2 separate regions of the Homo sapiens genome follow, and region 2 is linked to region 1. The links are chromatin loops, found by intact Hi-C in ENCODE. Cell type or tissue: GM12878. All regions are shown on one strand. Links, peaks and the distances in the headings refer to the core of each region. The heading gives the core; the rest is flanking DNA. Region 1 overlaps LINC02641 (long intergenic non-protein coding RNA 2641). Region 2 has its middle 20 kb from the start of LINC02641.

The links. Hi-C counts contacts between places; a loop is a spot of excess contacts. Peaks named below come from ENCODE experiments on the same cell type or tissue, not always from the same donor. Only the 100,000 strongest peaks of a DNase experiment are listed, where the experiment ranks them.
Region 2: a loop joins it to region 1, with 6 times the contacts of the local background. A loop is called at or near these places in 3 of 110 quality-filtered maps.

Annotation. Positions count from the first base shown.
Region 1 is chr10:123,389,010-123,396,242 of GRCh38, forward strand. All of the region lies in intron 6 of LINC02641 (long intergenic non-protein coding RNA 2641), which reads left to right. Among named protein-coding and RNA genes, the nearest start is that of LINC02641, 45 kb to the left of the region's middle. RefSeq lists enhancers at 2,956-3,335, 3,486-3,745, 3,846-3,955. In GM12878, for the core only: no CTCF peak of the experiment used is centred there; DNase peaks (open chromatin) are centred at 2,792 and 3,342; H3K4me3 peaks cover 2,398 bases; H3K27ac peaks cover 5,000 bases.
Region 2 is chr10:123,324,182-123,331,414 of GRCh38, forward strand. No RefSeq gene overlaps it. Among named protein-coding and RNA genes, the nearest start is that of LINC02641, 20 kb to the right of the region's middle. RefSeq lists a silencer at 2,672-2,721. In GM12878, for the core only: no CTCF peak of the experiment used is centred there; a DNase peak (open chromatin) is centred at 3,500; H3K27ac peaks cover 1,203 bases.

The DNA of each region.
Region 1 (7,233 bases), core at 723-5,722:
GATTTGGTTTGGCTCTGTGTCCCCTCCTACATCTCATCCTGTAGCTCCCATAATTCCCACATGTTGTGGAAGGGACTCGGTAGGAGATGGTTGAATCATGGGGGCAGGTCGTTCCCCTGCTGTTCTCATGATAGTGAGTGAGTCTGATGAGATCTCATGGTTTTTAAAACAGGGGTCTCCTCTCTGCACAAGCTCTCTTTGCCTGCTGCCATCCATGTAAGATGTGACTTGCTCCTTCTTGCCTTGCGCCATGATTGTGAGGCCTCCCCAGCCAAGTGTAACTGTAAGTCCACTAAACCTCTTTCCTGAATAAATTACCCAGTCTCAGGTATGCCTTTATTAGCAGTGCGAAAATGGACTAATACATATATCACTGGGCTGGAATCAAGGTACCTGCAGAGCTGTGCTTTCTCTGGAGGTTCCAAGCAAGAAGTCATTCCTTACCTCCTCCAGCTGGGGTGGCTGCTGGTAGTCCTTGGCTTGTGGCCATGTCACCCCAGGCTCTGCCTCTGTGGTCACACCTCCTTCTCCTCTGTGTCTGTGTATAAAATCTTCCTCTGACCCCTCAGATGAGGATGCATGTGCTTGAGTTTAAGGACCATCCAAATAATCCAAGATAATGTCTGTCTCAAGATCCTTAATTTAGTCACATCATATCTGTAAGGGTTCATCCTTTTTAATGCCATATAAGGTAACAGTCTCAAGTTTCAAGAATGAGGATGTAGATATATTTCGGTGGGGGCATTATTAGCCTAACACAATCACTTTTAATTTCTAAAGTGCTTCTGTGCACATTTTCTCATGTCATTCTCAACATTTTCATGAGAAGGATAAATCCTGTCTCACTGTACCGACTCCACAGGTGGGGGACAGTGACTTAGAGAGCTGAGGGCATCCAGTTGCAGGTCTAGAAGAACTTCTGGGGCCAGTCTGTTCCCAAGAGGATGACTCCAGAGAGAATCGCCCCATTTCTGAAACCAGCATGGTCCCAGATGTTGGCCTGGACCCTGCCACTAAATAGCTTTGTGCTAACTGATATCTGCTAACTATGTGGGGAGGCTGAAAAAGCATGTTCTTTGTAGTCAGACAAAGCTGCGTTTGACTGTACTCAGTGAACTTGGGGGTTACTCACTTTCCTTGAGCCTTAATTTCCTCATCTGTAAAATGGGAATCATAGGAGAGGTGGGATAACATTTGCCAAACATGAATCCACCCTTAGACTTGAGATGCAAAGAAACGTTTTCTTTCTTTATGTTTCCACATGAAATCCCACCTGGTTTCAACTTGACCACTTGGCAAGAATCCCCCAGCGGTCACCCAGGGCCACTCTTCTCTTCCCGGGGACTTTGTTGAGATTCAGGGGGTAAGCAACTCAAGAATGGGCAGGTGAGGCCTTGGGAGGTGAGGCCTCAGGCAGATCAGGCCAGGGCCATTCACTCACCACCGGTAACTCCTGGCCCAGGTTCTCCCAGCCCACTGGAAGGTTTCTCAGAGGTTGTGATCCCGAGCAAGGCCACAAGGGGCTCCTGGCACTGTCTCCACAGGGGTCCTCCCAGGTAGGTGAGGTCCCAGTGCCCACCACTCACAGGACCCTCAAAAGTGCATCCTGTTCCAGTCCAGGTAGGCCCCCCATCCCCAGCCTATCTTTGAAACCGAGAGCCTGACCCTCCCCTGCCCTCAGGGATGACCTAGAGAAATACCCTCAGGTTATTCAAAAACAGGTTCTGTTTAGGGAGGTCTCTTGGAGGTCCTGACAAGTTCTCTTCTTTCCAGAGATTAAAACCCCCAAAACCTGTGTCTGTACCCCCTGAACCCCACAGGGAGTGAGGAAATCTCAGACAGGAAGAGTCTGGTCCCGCTGGGGGTGAGGTGGGTGTAAGGAAGAAAATTCCTTTTATTCCCTAGAGCATATAACAAAGAAAAAAAAGAACAAGAAACAATTCACTTTCTAGTGCACACCCTGGGACGCAGCAGATCTGGGCTGCAGGTGACTTCCCTGTCACGGCACCCCACCCCCTGCATTTTCCCTGGCTACCGTCCAACCAGAACCCGGAAGAGCATGAAGGCCCACAGCCAGTCAGTGACAGTAATGGTGATGGGGAAGGGGCTGCCTCTGTAGTTCATCCCCTGGCTGGGACTTCGTAGAAGGGAAGGTGGTGGCATTGGAAGGCGGATCCACTAGGGAACAGTGGGCTCAGCTGTGGAAGACAAAATGGAAGGACTGAGCGGCCCGGGACCCAGGCCTTTGGGCCAGCGGGTCAGGGAGCCCTCTCTTAGGCTTTGTTGGGAGGAGACAACGGTTAAGTGCTGACCCCTGGAAAGGGAGGCCCCTGGGAGAATGGGAGCTCTCTGGGAAGGGGGTGTCAGAAAGTAAACCTGAGAACAGCTAGGGCTGGAGGGTATGTTTTCATCTTCTAGGAAGTTGCAGAGAACGTTGGTCAAGCTGCGAGGGTGGGTGAGTTCTTAGAGGAGTGTTTGCAGCTGTGGGAAGAGTCTGCCTTTGGGAAGCTGGCGGCGCCTGCACAATCTCTTTAGTGCAACTCAGCCTCACTCACAGGCTGGCTGAGAGGAGTGTGTGGCTCTACGCCTCTGGTTGTTCTGGAACAGTCTGAGTTGGGGGAAGAGGGTGAGAGTTACTTTTTCAGCGGAGGCAAGTGCTGTCCACACTCTCTCTAGTTTTCTATCCAGACCACGTGGAAGAGAATAAATGTGGGACCATTGGGGAGTCTCCGTGGTTCTTTTTGGGTCCCAAGCCCTGATTGCTTCTCATGCTATCGCTGTGGCCCCAGCAGTCCTCGTAAGGAGCCAAGGTTCGGGGGGAGGTGCTTGATCTGTCACGCAGGGAGGAAGGAACAGCTGAGATGCAAGCCAGGTATGAGTGCTCCCCAGGGGTCCCCCCATATCTTAGCCAGCACGTGGTGGCCAGATGTACCCAAGACAGTTGTCTGGCAGCACCACGGGACTGGATATCCACTTAAACCTGAGGAGCCTGGACTTGTCTTCCCACCTGGGTAGGGTGTGGTATTCTGCGATGTTATCCATGCTTCTTTCTCTGGCATTTCCTCCTCTCCTTCTTCCATCTTCTAGTATAGGCAGCAGAAGAGCAAAAATACAAATAATCTGCTTTTGACTTCCAGCAGCTTAGGTCTTAGCACAGGAAAATATTTGAAAGAATGCAAATCAGTCAAAGCCAGTTCTTATTGCCCTGTGGCTAGATAACTTTTGGAGGGGATTGAAAGAAGAAGTGAGAGAAGAAGAGAGAGCCTTGGTGCTTGTGGGAAGGGAAGGAGAAGCAGACCCCTCTCTGGATCTGGGGACTGAGAGCAGAGGAGACACGCACCTCCAATTCCCCTGGGGAAGGCCTGGGAACTTGTGAAATCTCAGTACTGCCCTTGACTCATTACGGTGCAAGAGCTATAGGGCAGAAAGAGCCAGGTGTGGGTGTCTCAGTGCAGGGAAGTTGAGAGTCCCCAGAGAGGTACAGAAGCAGCCAGATGGCTCCTGGGTGTCGAAGAGGGGTTGGAGACAGTAGGAGTGGTGGTGGGGTGGAGAGGGAGAGAGACCATTTGGTTAAGCTGGGAGGCAGGAGCGAGGTAGGAGTCTCCATGGATCATCAGGACTGGCTCAGGAACTGAGACCAGCAGGGAATGAGAACATGTTTGTGGCCATGCAGTGAGATGACAACAAGGACCAGACCCCGCTGCCTGACATCTTAGCCACACGTAAGCCCCAAGTACAGCCCCAGGGCTGGCTGACAGCACTGAGTTAGTTGAAAATGAGTTTTAGAGAAAGGGGGCCTCAATAGAAATTCAGTTCACTTTCATTGAGCAGAAGTTACATTTCTTGCTTTTCTGGTTTCCTAATGACTAGATTTTTCTAGCCCAATTTTTCCAGCAGAGAATTAATTCACCTTTGAAGCCACCTGCTTCTGGTCACTTAATTGTAGAGGAACAGACAGAGATCACACACACTCATACACACTGACACACACCCATTACTGTAGAGGAACAGAGTCACACACACTCATACACACTCACACACACCCCAGTTATTGTAGAGGAACAGCGATCACACACACTCATACACACTCACATACACACCCCCATTATTGTAGAGGAACAGAGATCTCTCTCTCTCACACACACGTTATTGTAGAAGAGCAGAGATCACACACACTCATATACACTCACACACACCCCCATTATTATAGAGGAACAGAGATCACACACCCTCACACACACACCCCCATTATTGCAGAGGAACAGAAATCACACACATACACTCACACATACACCGCCATTATTGCAGAGGAACAGAGATCACACACACTCAGACACACTTACATACACACCCCCATTATTGTAGAGGAACAGACAGAGATCACACTCACACACACACACCCATTATTGTAGAGGAAAAGCGATCACACACACTCATACATACAAACCCTCATTATTGCGAGGAACAGAGATCACACACACTCATACACACTCACACATACAGACACCCATTATTGTAGAGGAACAAAAATCACACACACTCATACACACACACACACATTATGGCAGAGGAACAGAGATCACACACGCTTATACACACTCACACACACGCTCCCATTGTTTCTGCAGAAAGAGTTGTGCAGACTTGCTTTCAGTATTTCAAAAACTGTGAACAATGCTATCATTTGACAATAAAAGCACAAAAAGAGAGACATTTAAAAATTATTTCCCCCTCTGCAATTACTACCCCAGGCCTTTCCATGGGTTTAGAGATGAGGGGAGCAGAGAATGATGCCCACCTCCACCCCCTCTTCTCATCCAGTGTGGCTCTGAAATATCTCTTAATAAGAAGAAAGGTAAAATATTACATAATGTATTTGTTTATTTGACAAATATTTGGTAAGAACATAGCAGACATTTACTGTGCATTTACTGTGGCCGTGCAACCCTTTACAAAAAGTTGGCTTCCTGTAATCCTCCTGACAAGCCCTCAGGGTCTGTGATGGCTTTGTTTGGCCTGTTTCAGTCCTGTGCCAAGGGCTAAGGATTCTAGAAAGAACACCACCCAACCTGCACCCTGTGGAAGCTCATAGTTCAAGCAGCAGAGGTCAGTTCATCTCCCCACCCGTGCCAGAACGTGTGGGCTATGCAGACAGAGAAAGGAGCATCCAACTCTGACAGGCAGGAAGGCTTCCTGGAAAAGGTGATGCCTGAATTGGGACTTAAAGGATAAACAAGAGTTTGTTGGGGGAAGGGCAGTTGGCAATATGATCATGTCAATTTTACCAAATGCACCAAGGCCCTCTAGCCATACAAATTCTCCAACATGCCATAGATTGGCTACCCGCAGTCTCTGTTCCCTTGTCCCTGTGTGGGGTGCTCTCTGCCATCACCTGATTAATGAGCTCCCCCTCATCCTTCAAGTCTCAGCTGAGTGGCTGCTTGGCTGTGCTGTTTCCTGGACAGAATGAATCACATCCTCTCATACTTTCCCTGCCTCATCTGGGGAACGAGGTTGGATGAATGAATGATTGAATGAATGAATGCACAATTATCTAACCTCCCCACCCCCAAAAAATGAGGAGGAATTGGAATGATGTTGTTCTGCAGGGTCCCCTTAGATCATTATATTAATCCAAGTGTTTTTTAATTACTTGAGGAAAAGAGTACTTTGTGTTGCAAGTAATGCAGAAGACCAAATTACACAAAACAAACAAACAAAGCAATGCTGGGGCTCATTGTGAAAAAAAGAAATCACTGGCTGGGAGTGAGGAGATCCACATTCTAGTTCACGTAACTCCCCTCTTCAAACTTGGTGAACCTGTGACACATGCATGACACAGAGAATGAAAGATACAAGACACAGCGTGGTGCTGCAGGCTGGACTGCAGGCTCAGGTGTGAGCGCCAGGACAGCTCCCCACGTGGAGAGGGCTGAGTCCTAGTGAGGCCCAGCTGCTGCACCCATCCGTGCCAATGGCAACTTCCACTTGTGTGCCATGCTGGAGACTCAGGTTGGCATCCCCAGCCCCCAAAGATGCTACTGTCTCCACCTGGATGTCTCCCAGGCTCTTCAGAGTCACATTGTCCCAAACACCCATGGCTGCTTTCTCCAGCCCCCTTCAAGCCTATGCCTCCTCCCTGTCTCTGTTACTCCCACAGTCATGCACTCAGGTGTGCCGCCTGACATCTGGTCTTCATAGTCTCCTCCCCCTCCTCTGGGCACTGAGGAGGTTCTTGGAGGTGGGGGATGCCCCATGATATGGTTTGGCTGTGTCCCCACCCAAATCTCATCTTGAATTCCCACATGTTGCGGGAGGGACCCAGTGGGAGTTGGTTGAATCATGGGGGCAGGTCTTTCCCGTGCTATTCTCTTGATAGGGAATAAGTCTCAGGAGATCTGATGGTTTTATAGCGGGGAGTTTCCCTGCACAAGCTCTCTCTCTGCCTGCTGCCATCCATGTAAGATGTGACTTGCTCCTCCTTGCCTTCCACCATGATTGTGAGGCCTCCTCAGCCACATGGAACTGTGAGTCCAGTAAACCGCTTTTTCTTCCCAGTCTTGGGTATGTCTTTATCAGCAGAATGAAGATGAACTAATATACCCCACTCCAAGGGAAGAAGGAACCCCCTTCTCCCTGCAGTCCCTGGAGCCTCAGCCTGGCCAGAGAAGGGTGAGGAGAAAGCTTTGAGTTGGGCATGAGATTGGAATTTTAAACTAGACACAATTTTAATAATGAAAATAACCTAAAAGTTTTAGAATCTGCCCAAGAGACCCTTCCAGGATATGCTGAGCCCCCAGGAAGGGACAGCTGGTGCTGCACCATTAGAGTGGCATTCAGGGAAGTAAAATGACTTGATATGCTCAGGCCACTCAGTGGAGGCTGGGTGTCCCGCTATTGCTGGTGGCTGAGAACTGCTGTCCTGCCTGGGTTGGCCTGGATGTTCTGGCTCCTGTCCACCTCTGGGACCACACAGACCTCCTACTGGGCATCCTGATGGGGAAAACCAGGGCCATGGCTGAGACAATCAGGCTCTGATGGTCAAACTGAATGGCTGTGGACAGTCCACAGTGAGATGGCAGGTGTCTGCCTGGCAGGCGTCCAGGTGAAGGAGCAGTGACCAGGTCCGCCTGCGTTTGGGTTGGGCTTCTGGATGTGTTGTCCACATATGCAGGTGGAACACGGGACTGTTATGTGGCTTCCCTGTCAGACACCTGAGCTGGCTGCCTGCAT
Region 2 (7,233 bases), core at 707-5,706, 65 kb before region 1:
CTGAGAGACATTCTACAATACAGGTCTGGCACTCCTCAGTACTGTTAAGGTCACCAAGAACAAGGAGTGTCTGAGAAATTGTCGCAGGCAAGAGGAGCCTAAAAGATATGAAGACTACATGCAATGTGGGATTCCAGATGGGATCCTACAACAGAAAAAGGACATGAGCTAAAAACTAGGGACATCACAATAACATATGGATTTTAGTTAATAATAATGTTTTAAAAATTAGTGACAATACCTACCTATTTTTGAGTGCTCACACGTGCCAGGCACTGTGTGTAGCATTTGACAGGGACCGTCACATTCAGCCTTCACATTTGCTAGCCAATGGGAAGCGAGGCATCTGACACCATACACCCGACGCTGTGTGCAGACTAAGCCTTTGCCCCTGCCTCTAGGACCAGTTTGGACTCAAGATGGGAAATAATCCCAAGCTGTAGCACTTACATCCATTTTCTCTTTCTCTTTTGCTAACAAAGCCTCAATTTTCTTTGGGCTGGCTATGTGGCGTCCTAAAAAGCTTCTACATATTTTATCCTGTCTTAGAGCTGGAGTGACTGTATTCTATCAGTGAAATGTGAGTAGAAGCCTTTTTGGGGGGTTAGGGGAAATTTTTTGCCATTTAATGTTGGTGTTGCCCTTCTTCCCATCCAGGATATAGATGTAAGGCTGGAGGTGGAGCAGCTGCTCGGCGATCTGTGGTGACAAGAGTGGTGATGAGAGGCACATGCTGAGGATGGCTGAGCAGGAGGACAGAGGAGCCAGGGACAGTGCCGCCTTCTTAGAGCTCCTGCCCAGGCCCTGAGCAGCCCACCTCACTCCTGGTACATGGATCCCATCTCTAGGGCTCTGCCCCAGCTCAGCTTTGCTGCTGGCTCTGTACTGACCAGATAGTTGATTCTAGTAACTAAATTTTTACTTTATTTTCCAGGGACTCCGGTTCCTGATCTTGTCTTCTCTTTGCCTCAGGTGTCTGCCAAGTTCTGGGAAATTTGTGTCACAGGGCAAGGATCCTGGCACAAGGGAGGAAGTATCAGGTCACAGTTTAGGCTCTTGAGTTAGATGGCTGAGCTCAAATTCCAGCTCTGGCTTTTGCATGATGGGAGGTTTGGGGCAAGTTACCCAACCTCTTCAATTCTTGGCTTCTTCCTCTGTGAAGTGGCTTCAAAGGGCTGTGGAATGTGCGTAACATGTGCCTGGGCCATTGTGGGTGCTCTGTATGTGTGGCCACATTACTGTCATCATCATCATCCCCTAGACAGGCCATGTGAAGTAGTGGCACATATGAAGTGCCACATAAATGTTAATTACTACTATCATGATTTTGCTTCCCTCCTGTCTGTCCTTGAGAGGGACATGCAGACCCCCCAAACCACCCATCTACCTTCATATCTCATGCTGTCCTCAATGCCTCTGCCAATTCACCCAAATCATCTGCCATGAAGTCAGGCCATCTAGGTCCTGAAACTAAGCCCAGGTTTTACCAAGTTTTGGTTTCTCTTATTCCTGGTTCAGTGACTCTCTGCTCCTGGTTCTGCAACAGTGTGAACTGGGTTTGGAGCTCTCTAGCCCTGAGAAGTTATCCACACTAGATGCTGTTAAGGTCACCAAGAACAAGGAAAGTCTGAGAAACTGTCACAGACAAGAGGAGCCTAGAAAGATATAATGACTACATATACCATCACCCTTTTGTGGTTGACCCCACTGCATCACAGGGATAGTTCCAAGAGAAACTCAACCTCCCTCAGCTCAATGAACTGTGTCTAAGTTCTTAGTCCTCTGGCTCAGTTCCGTGGCCCAGGGTCACTATTCTCTTAAATGTTGGCGAATAGCAACACTTCAAAGGTACCTAGGGGCAAGAAGAGTTCACATAAGAGGTGGAGGAGGAATATCAGAGTATACATTCCAGGAGGGCAGAGGGCACCAGAAGCTAAAGGAGTGAGGAGTTTCAAGAGGGAAGAGATCAGCAAAGCAAATGTGATCCAGAGTCCCCTCAGGATTAGCTCTGAAAAAATCTGCCAGATTTGGAAATTACAGTTGATCCTCATTATTTGCAGAATCTGTATCTGCAAATTCAACCCACTCACTAAAATGTATTTATAATCAGTACTCATGGAGCTTTCATGATCATTTGTGGACATGTGTAGAGTGATGAAAAATTTGAGTCACTTGACGTGCACGTTTCCAGCTGAGGCTGAACACAGTGATGCTCTGCCTTCCTGCCTCTGCTTTCATATTGTGAACCAGTGTCCTTGAGTCTATTCAGTGTCACATTCTTCACATTTCTGTTCATTTTGCTGGTGATTTTGCTGTTTAAAAGGGACTTCAAGTGTAGTGCTGAAGTGCTGTGTAGTGTTTCTATGCACAGGAGGCTATGATGTGCCTTTTGAAAAAATACTTGTTAGGTAAGTTTCATTCGGGCATGAGTTATAGTGCTGTTCACTGTGAATTCAATGTTCATGAATAATCAATATATGTTAAATGGGTATCTTTAAACAGAGACACGCATAAACCAAGGTCAGCATTTACTGGGTTTTGAAAATGTTGTGCCCAGAGGCTGGCAGGAACCTAACCCTGTATTTCCTGTAGGAGCAATGGTTCAGTGTTCACTAATGTGGCAACTTCATAGAACATAACTACTGCAAATAATGAGAATAGACTGTATTAGGTCATTGTACAACTTAGCAAGAATGAATGGTTTCAGTTGTGTAATAATAGAAACCAAATTATGGTGTCTTGAGTATTGAATGGAAGATGAAGAAGTATAGAGCCAGTGTAGACAACATGTCCTTCAAGAAGTTTAATTGAGAAGAGGAAAACTAGAGAGCTTGTTTTCACAAATGTTAGATGCTCTATAAATTATTTTTAATTGAATTGAGGTAGAAACCTGAAGTTTAAATTTAAGTTACTTGATGGATTCTTATATTTTATGTTAGCCAGACTCTTCTTGTCACTTTGGAGGATCTTTAACCTTGATTAAATAATTAAATTCCTACCAAGAATTACAGGAAGTGTATTGCCCACATGAGAAGCAAGTGACACCTGGAATGTGAAGGGTCTGTTCTTGTGGCTTCAATTGGAGGCTTACGTTTGAATGTTGTATTAAAAAGAAAAACCTCTCTATTTGGTTAAAGTTACCATAGAAAATATAGAATGTTAAATCTGAATTTCAGATAAGCAATAAATATCTTCTTTTAGTATAGTTGTGTTCTGTGCACTATTTGCTGAATCTGGTAAGTATATATGTATATTTCACTCCTGGGGTTGGTGTCACTTTGGCATCTTATGAAACTCTTGTTTCAGTGGCACAGAGGCATTTGGGATTTCTCCAGGCACCCCTTCCCTGAGTGACACATAGGCCGTATATTAAGTCAGACCACTGCAAATATACCCTCCCCTTCTGGTAAAGTCCAGCTGCAGCCAGTTATAGGTGATGCACTTACTTCAGAAAGAAACCTAATTTCACTTTCAACCCCATGGTACTTTTTCTGGCAGCACAACACAGAAAGAAACACAGTTGATTGTGGATCCAGAGGTCTGTGATTTATCTCAGCTTTGTCCCTGACCTGTTGTGTGACCTTGGGTAGGTCATTGCACCTTCTGGGCCCTGGCTCTTTTGGTCTGAAGGTCAAGGCATTGAGTAAAGTGGCTCACAAGGCACTTTTCAGCTCTAAAACCCAAGGAATCCTTGAAAAGCTGGCAGTTTAGATGGTCTTAATTTAAAAACCTAGAATTTTTCCATCTGGAGGGGAACTTAGTCATGATTAAGAAAAAAAAGATGCATTATATTCGCTTCCCAAATGCTTAAAAACATGATTGACTGTAAGAAAGAAAATCCCCAAACCCTTAGGGAAACATTACATTTTACAGTGTATCCTCTTTTCCATTGAAGAAACATTTGCAATCTGTTTAGGGGAGAACAGTGTCTGAATCATTACCAGGACTCTGCTCCAAAGGCAGGAACTTTCTCCTGCTGAAAAATGTCTGGAAAAGATGGCCGCTGCTCCTGGGCAGCTTTGCAAATGTATCCTGCAAATAAGAGGCTGAGGCCAAGGGCATGTGACACAATAAAAACCATGGAGACAGTGAAGGCTTCCTTATGCCTAGGGCTTACTATGTTCCCAGGCCCCCTTTCTGGGCACGTTCCACACATGGATCCGAGTCCCGCAGCCGCCACCAGACCATCATCTGTGTCATGCCAGCCTAGATTTCTTTCTTTCTCCTTTTTGGGAAGGGGAGTTGGATTGGAGGATCAGGGAAGTGAGGAGTGATTGATCTTCTAAGGTTGTAGAAGAAAGGCGAAGGGTGATCTTTGTTTTAGAGATTAGGAAACAGGCTCAGAGAAGTTACTAGATTTTCTTGGCCTCCTGCTCACCAGCAGCAAAGCTGGTGTTAGGAGCCAAGACTCTGGCTCTGAAGCCCTCCCCATGTATCTTCAGACCGGCCACATAAAAGGGAAAATTCAGATCGTCTTCCTGATGTTGACAGACTGTTAGAAATGAAGATCTGTGAAGTCAAGAGCTTTTGCCTTGCTAACCAGCTCCTGGAGGCGAAAGCCTATTTGTTTTTCACACACATGTTAAATTTCATGAATCAGACCTGAAACACTTTTTTCAGGTAGTGGACTCTCTGGTTGAAGGTAGAAAGCTGTAATTAAGCATGATCAACCTAATGAATCACAACAGAACTAGAGCATGCTAGGATGTCTCCCCGGCTGTGTCCCCCTTGGCTCCTTGATGATAATGTGTGACATGTTTGCATTTATGGGCATACAGGTTTAATGTGTCAAAACTGTGCATCACATGGGGGATGGATTGCCTCATTCTTGAGGACTTGGGTGGTATAAATAAAGCCAAGTCTTTCATTTTGAGGAGGTAATGGAACCCAAGAATAGAGAGTATGAGACCAAGACCTAAGTTCAAATCTTCCCTCAGACCCCTGAGCCTCTCTCCTTAAAGCTGCTGTCTCCACCCAACGCAGGGACTTTGTACAGGCCAGACCCTCTGCTTGGAAGGTTCTCAGCAGATCTGCTCTTAGGGGACATTAAGGCGTTCATGGAATGGAAGGGGAATGACCTGGACTGAGCAGGGTGTAATCTCCAGCCCTGGTTGCATGATGTGGATTTCCTTCCTTCTCCTCATTGGAAAGGGGAGCTGACCTGGGTGATCAGGAGGGCAATACTTATTGACCTTGAAAGCTGCAGGGGGCCAGGCTTGAGGGGATTGATAGTGAAGGAGGCAAGACTTGCTCAGAACAAGCTGTCAGCCAAGAGAAGGAGGTATAGGAATGCAGCTAGGGGAGGGGAGATGACAGGGGTGCTTGGAAGCTTGGCAAGAGGGTGCTAAGGTCAGAAATTTTACCCAGGACGTTTTTGTCTACACAATGGTAAGAGTGTAACTCCTCGCTCTGAAATATAAAAATTATCAGGTGTTTTATACACCTCTTTTAGATGACCCAATTGCCAAGTAATCTGAAAACCTAAGGGGTAAAATTTGATTTAACAAAAATAATCAAATTGATTCCAAAGTAATCATGCCTGATATTGAGGGCCAGTCCTGCTAAGTTGCTTCACAAGAAGCATCTCATTTACTTCTCACTACATCTCTGTGAGGCCCAGAGTGCTACACCCATTTTACTGGTGACAGAATTATGGCTCAGAGGCTCGAATAACTTGCCTGGGGTCACACAGCCAAGTAAGTAGTAAGGCCAGGTTTCATGCCCAGGGTCTGTTTTGTTTGAAACCCAGGCTCTTTATACTGTAATAAACTCCTTCAAAAAGTTGAGACCGAAGGAACTTGCTTTGAAAAAATATGCAGGGCTCTGCCTGGGGCAGACTCTGTAAGAATCACCTTTACAGAATGCTTTTAAGAGTTAAGATTTTGCATTTGACTTTAAATTTTTATTAAAAAAATTAAATTGTCATGCCAAAGGTGGAAAGGTTTCATCCTCCACATTGTCATCTAAATGCCAGGTAGACTTGGAGAAAGCATTTCATCCCATCAGGACTCCCCTTTCCCTGAGGTATGTAAGCTGCAAGGGACCTCAGGCCCCTAGAGTCATCTTGTCCTGCCAGGGGATGGGGGTCCCAACTTCTAGCCCAAGGACACCCTTTGAACATCAAATTCTTCCTGGGATGATAGCTTTCGTTTAGTCTCCAGACTCCATAAGTGTAAGGGTTCTTGAGCCCTGCTGGCAAGAACTCTGCGGTTGTCCCTTCTCCACTGGGAATCCTGGGAGTCCAGCCTCTCTAAGAGCCCAGACGTGGGACTGGTTCAGGGGCCTTGGATGCCATCCCTAAATTCACTAAGGGAAGAGTGGGCAGGGCTGTTAGAAGCTAAACCCCCAGGCTTGTGGGCTTGTTGTGATACCTCACAGATAGGAGCACATGAGACAACTAGGAAGGAGCTTCCACTCCTGAGTCCTGTAGACTTGGGAGCTCGTCCTAAGACACAGAAGGACTTTTGTTTCCTGCATTGTCTTGTTGAATCTTCCTCGTTAAGTGGAGGAGTCAAAAGCATCCTCCTATTGTTGACTCTTCAGGCTTTGACAGGGGCTATTAGAGGCATCTAGGCTACCCTTTCCCACAGTTAAGCCCAGTGTCCATATTTTAGGTGGGATGATGAGGGATAGGCATGTCCAGGAGGAAATGAAGGGAAGGTAATGAGTCTGAGTACCTAGAAACACTAAGGGTGTTAAGTTTGGAGAAGATTTGGGGAAGTTAAGCACAATTATTTGTTTCAAGTACATGAAGGAATGCTCTTGGAAGGGAGGGTTGATTTGCTTCTTAATGACTATAGAAAGCTGAACTATGACCAAATGGTAGACCAGATGAGCCTTGAGCTACCTCCCAAGATAGAGATTCTATGACTTTCTATGCACAAGTCCCCCTTCTTACCCTTTAATTCCTCTGATTGCCTTCTTCTGACTTTCCTGTCCCATAGGGACAAAAATGGATCCTCATACTCTAATGTCTGTATTAAAAATAAAATAACCAGAGATACTATTATAACTGGCACAGGAGCTACAAGAGAGCACAATTCAGTTGCTTCATTTTCCTAATAATGGATAAAATCACACCAGCAATTTCCCGTTGAATACATTTGTCAATCAAAAACCCAACACTTAGAGAGATCCCCCATAGTGTCCTCCAGGTACTATCTGTAAGTGAGAGGAAGCACACTTCTCGGCATTGTTATAACTGGAGCAAATAGGCTGAGAGCTTGTTTAATT